Regions from separate parts of the Homo sapiens genome. Here region 2 is linked to region 1. The links are chromatin loops, found by intact Hi-C in ENCODE. Cell type or tissue: PC-3. All regions are shown on one strand. Each heading gives the region's core, and the rest is flanking DNA. Links, peaks and the distances in the headings are about the cores only.

Evidence for each region. A loop is a pair of places that touch in the nucleus more often than their neighbours do. Peaks named below come from ENCODE experiments on the same cell type or tissue, not always from the same donor. Only the 100,000 strongest peaks of a DNase experiment are listed, where the experiment ranks them.
Region 2: it touches region 1 in a loop (9-fold over the local background); 12 of 110 quality-filtered maps call a loop at or near these places.

Annotation. Positions count from the first base shown.
Region 1 is chr7:94,447,577-94,450,398 of GRCh38, forward strand. No RefSeq gene overlaps it. Among named protein-coding and RNA genes, the nearest start is that of COL1A2, 54 kb to the left of the region's middle. In PC-3, for the core only: a CTCF peak has its summit at 1,746 (motif pointing right); no DNase peak of the experiment used is centred there.
Region 2 is chr7:95,688,971-95,691,792 of GRCh38, forward strand. The region is part of intron 2 of LOC105375409 (a long non-coding RNA gene); the gene reads left to right. Among named protein-coding and RNA genes, the nearest start is that of DYNC1I1, 82 kb to the right of the region's middle. In PC-3, for the core only: a CTCF peak has its summit at 1,698; a DNase peak (open chromatin) is centred at 2,711; H3K27ac peaks cover 536 bases.

The sequences.
Region 1 (2,822 bases), core at 202-2,701:
ATTCTAAAATATGTTTTAATACACATATGAATTTTAAATATATGTAATTATATATACACACACTTTCATTTTTACTAAAATATTAATCAAACTATATGTATTATTTTATACCCCGATTTTAAAGAAAATTTAATAAGCAGTTTGTATACTTGCAATTTTTTTTACAAAAAGTTTAAAAAATACAGAAATGAATGAAGCCAATTATCACCAATAACTCAAGTAATACAGATAATCACTATTTAAACTTTGGAATATATACTTCTGGACAGATATAGAAAAAACCATTTTATTATTAAATTCTATTTTTAATTTAAATTTTATATGAGCATTTTTCCATGTTATTATATATCTTCTTAAGAAATAATTTTAAGCAGCAGAATAGTTTTATAACATGAAGTACTTTTGATAACATTGGATATAATAAAATCTTTTAAATCTTGGCCAATTTTATAGCAAAACTTTTCATTTTTAAAAAACATACAATCTTTTGATTAGTATTGAAGTTAAATGTGTTTTTCAAATGCTCATAGACCATTTTAAATGATGTCTTATTTATTTTGTCCATTCTGTATGCTATAAATAATTTTTCCATTTTATCATTTCCTTTTATGGCAATTTTCATGCACATATGTTTTCCTTTATATTTTTTCTTCATAATTTTTTTCTTTGCCTTTTTGCTTAAGCTAAATATTCACTTATATGATTTTTTTTTTTTTTGTAGAGATGGAGTCTTGCTCTGTCACCCAGACTGGAGTTCAGTGGTGCGATCTCTGCTCACTGCAACCTCCACCTCTCCTGTTCAAGCAATTCTCCTGCCTCAGCCTCCTGAGTAGCTGGGACTACAAGCGCACACTGCCATGCCTGGCTAATTTCTTTTGTATTTTAGTAGAGACAGGGCTTCACCATGTTGCCCAGGCTGGTCTCAAACTCCTGAACTCAGGCAATCTGCCCGCCTCAGCCTCCCAAAGTGCTAGGATTACAGGTGTGAGCCACCATGCCCAGCCTCACTTATATGTTTTAAAGTTTATTTAATTTTGAATTTGAATTTTTAACATCTGGGATTTATTTGTTATATAATGTAAGGTGACCAAGCATCCTTGTACACGGATTTGAAATTACATCTTTATCACATAATAAATTCTTATGTATGCATTTGAATTTAAAATTTGTGCTAGTGAAGTGATGAAAGCTGCAGTTCAATCTCTAAGCTTTTGTTCCTTTTGTATCTGTTTAGTTAAATGTGGCATTGATTTAGGGTGATACTTTTTCTTTTTTAACACTCCATAAAGCACCAAAGATACATTTAAATTTATATACATACATGTAACTATTTTTCTTCTTTAGGTTTATATTTTCTTTTAAAGCAATACAAGCTTTTTGTAGGAAAAATGTAAGTAAAATTGTAAGGAAGCAGAAAAATTATTTTGATCTCTTTTAATCAACAATAACCACTGATAACACTTTGGCATATTTAGTTTTACAACTTTTTTCACTTTTTCTTCTTTGTGGAGGATACAAGAGATGTAAATAAAGGTCTTTAAATGTTTTCATAATGATGATTGTTTTATGCTTCCAGTAGAACATTAACTTGATTTGTAATAATGAAATTTTTAATCCTCCTAATGGGATTTGAAACATATTTCTTAAAGAACCTAAATGTACAAACTCATATTCTGAAAACAAAAAAACAAATGTTTTTTAAAATTACTCATTAAAATGGAAATTCTCTATTTTCACCAGTGGGTGGCAATCTCAACATATACACTGTTTGGTATTTTCGACAGAACTGTTTATTGCAAAGGGGAAAGCTACCTAAAATGTCTGACAACTGTAACTCCAGCAGCTGTTGTTGCCCTTTAGTTGTTGCCCTTAAAAAAAGAAAAAGAGAAACCTGCAGGAATAATCACAAGTAAGAACATTACACAACATGGAATAAAATTACCCTGGTTTAACGTGGGCTTGGTGAAAATAAAAGCTATGTGTTAAAATACTATTCTTCATACGCTTCTAAAAAATCCAGTGTTTTAAATATTTCTAGAGAGGACTGAAATTTACATCAAATTTCCTACAATTACGTGAGTTTTAACTATTGCAAAAAAAAAAAAAAAGGTTATGGAGGATATAACTGTGATGTGTAAACAGCAAACTTTAATGGTTAGCAAAGCATCCAAAACACATAGCTAAACCAACATTATAGTTAGGGGCATTCAGGTAGTAGAAAGCTTTAAAGAGTGGGTGCATCCACATGGGAAAGACCTGCAAATAGCTGTCTGAAGTTGCGTTATCTCCTATTTGGAAACAAAAACAAACATAAAGCTAAAGTAATTGGTTTTTTAAAGTGCAAAATCCAATAATCTCAAATTTCAGATCATGAAAGAAAGCAGTTTGGGGCATTTCACTGATGTTTTGATCTACATATTTATATACTCAGTCCCCTATTTCAAATATAATATAAACATGGTGATTTTTTTTTATTTTGCAGATAAACCATATACTTTCTTACAGTGGTAATTAAAACCAAATGGCACAAATCACTTGAGAGTGAGAATCCCCAGAGTGCAGGGCAATCTAAAAAAGAGGGTACAGTTGGCAGTAAAGTTACAGAGTTTATCTTCAAACCAAGAGCATGCTCTCAGACAGCTCAAAGCGTTGAATCCACTCTGTCCAACCCAGTTATCTCCTGGTGATTATGACACCCGGCCTCTTGACTCTCTGCAGTATGTCAGTTCACTTGTTTCTATTCCATTGCTCTAGAGCCTACTGAGTCTGGGGGACAGGGCATAAAGTGAGTTTGATTCAGGATTCAGCAATGCTTATGCCCC
Region 2 (2,822 bases), core at 283-2,782, 1.2 Mb after region 1:
GTTGTCTTTCTACATTTAATGTCACTTTGATCTTCTGTTGGACACCTGGAATCCATGCCTCTCACATCTCTCAATTCACCTAGTTTGAGTGATTTTGGCTCTATCCCCGGCTCCAGAAGTGGTTGTATGACTCAGGCCTGGCCAGTCAGAACACTGCATCCTGTTCAATTCAGGTCAGAGAGACTCAGGGCAAGCAAGATCTCTCTGCTGAGATTGGAGCTGCGAGAATGAAGGGGAAAGGAGCCTGTCTAAGGACAGGGCCAAGACAGAGGGAGCTGGAGTGAGAGTGAGAGTGAGAGTGAGATTGAGAGAATGAGAGCGAGAGTGCGAAAGAGAAATCACAGTCGGGGGTGACATTTAAGCCTTTGGAGTAAGGCCCATTGGACATTCTCCATCTAGGCTTTTCAGTGATGAGAAAATAAACATCTTGCTTGAGCCAGGTAGACTGCGGCTTTCTATTGCTTGCAATCAAAACAGTTCTAAATCAAATGGCTCTTAAACCAAAAGATGCTCAAACTCATAATAATAAGAAAATAATTGATACAACTTTTTTTTTTAACTCTCAGATTGATTGGCAAAAATTCAAAACATACTGTGTTGGCCAAGCTTTTGGGAAATAGACAATTTTTACATGGCTGCCAGGAGCACAAGCTGGTACAAGCCCTGTGAAGGGCAATTTGAAAATGCCCGTAAACATGACAAATACATGTATCCTCAGATGCACGACAAAGTGAGAATTTTTCTGTTTTTTCATTATTTTTTTCTGACTGGCAGAGAAATTCAGCAGGAATTCTCAGATATATTTAGGTATATTGACACACATGCAAAATGGACCCTATACAAAACTTCTCATTTCAGTATTATTTTAAATGGCAAAACAATCAACTTACATGTTCATCAATAGAGAACTGGGTAAATAAATTTTGGTGTATCCATAAACTGGGAATACTTCAAAGCTAGAGAGGTGGGGGCAAAGAGGAATTTTTATGTACTGATATACAGGATTTCCAAGATATAGTATTATATGGAATAATTAAGACACAGAAAAAAAGGTGTTATAGTACATTATCATGCAAAATAAAAAGTTGCTTTTAAAGTATTTGCTTGTATGTGCATAAAATGGTCTCTGGAAGTATAAAAGAAACTAATAACTTTGCTAACCTTTGATATGTAATAGGTAAAAGGGAAATTTTTTAGCATATTCTTTTTATCATTTTAATTTGTTTTTGAGCCATATGAAAACATTACTTATTCAAAAACTAAATGAATATAAATTTTTAAATTTTCTCATTAGGACCTACAAGCTAAAGAACAGTTAAAAAACAGGCAGTGAAAAGATTCCAGGGGAAACGATTTCACTTCTGTGTTGGAGCTATGGAACTCTAAACCCAGGGGCGGGGTGTGAGGGGTCCTTAGTTTGAATTGTGTGTAGACTAGACTCCATCTTCTAGAATTTCTAATCCTTTCCAGCCTTGAGAGAACCAGTTGCAGATCTGTAAAGAAATATCCCAGGGTTACAGTGGCACCTACAGGACAAACGGAAATGTTTCAGCTTGTTTCTTGGTGCTTTTTTTGTGGGGCGGAAGAGTCAGTGAAACAACAGGCAGTGAAAAAAAAAAAAATACACCAATCTTACTGATCCAGGCAGTGAAATGCATAAGTTGAATGAACCAGCTTCTTCCATTTTCTATGAATATCTGGTCTATTGCAGCCCTGAGAGATCTGTGCTATAAAGCTGGAAATAGATGTTCTGTGATGAGGGTGGCACCTGCAGGACAAAGTGAGAATTTTTCCTGTTTTTTTTTTTTTGTTGTTGTTGTTTTTTAATTGTTTTCTTACTAGCAGAGGAAATCAGCGGAGCATGGAGAGGGCAGGTATTGAGCATGAATTTTCCCCTTAGAGTTGCTAGATGTAAAAGTTTTACTAAAAATAATGGAGACATTGCAAACAAAACTATTTTTATATAAGGCACACACAGAGAATCAGTGTGGAATAGAGAGGTAAAAGTAGACTCTGGTAACATATATTGGCTTTGTCACTCCCCAGCTTTGTGGATTTAGGCAAAAACCACATAACATGACTGAGCTTAGAGGCTACACCTATAAAATGAGGGCAATAAAACTCACCTTAAAGGACTGTTGTCTCTTAACTTTTGAAGGGAGTTTCTTAGCCAGAGAAACCCTAACCTGACAAACAGTAGCCTTCAATTGCTCAATCCCTGAGGCAATTCCAGGCCCCTAAACCCACTCACTCAGGAAATGAGATGTTGAACAGATGCAGTCCATGGAAGGGGCATCCTTCTGAAAGTCCTCACTTTAAATGGGCCATGGAGGATAAAGGACAGGAGAGAAACTTCCAGGGTGGCTAAAGTCATATGACAAAATAGCTCACCTCAACTCTGGAAAGCCAAATGAAAGCCTTTACTTCAATTGTGATCATCTCTCCCTGTTAAGTGTGTAATGTGAATTACGGTTTTCATTTAATCATAGTTTGCTGGACTATGAGAAGCCACATTAGGACCAAGAAAAATATTCATCACCCAAAGATTCTGGACTTAGAGTGACAACAAGTTTACTTACGAGTTTGGAGTTGTTCACCTCACCTCCCTCTGAGATGTGGATGAGCACAGTTTTTACTGTGAGTAGCGTAGCTGCACTGTATTGACACGGGCACTTCTGAACATGTACGTACAGGTAGAAGGATGTGCTGTTCCTGTGACTCAGGCCTGGACAAACAGAGCTGTCCCTCCCCACTTTATAGTGATGGTTCAGGGATAGGTACATGAGAAAATTGAAGTCAGTTAGAGTCAGGCCTAGGACTTT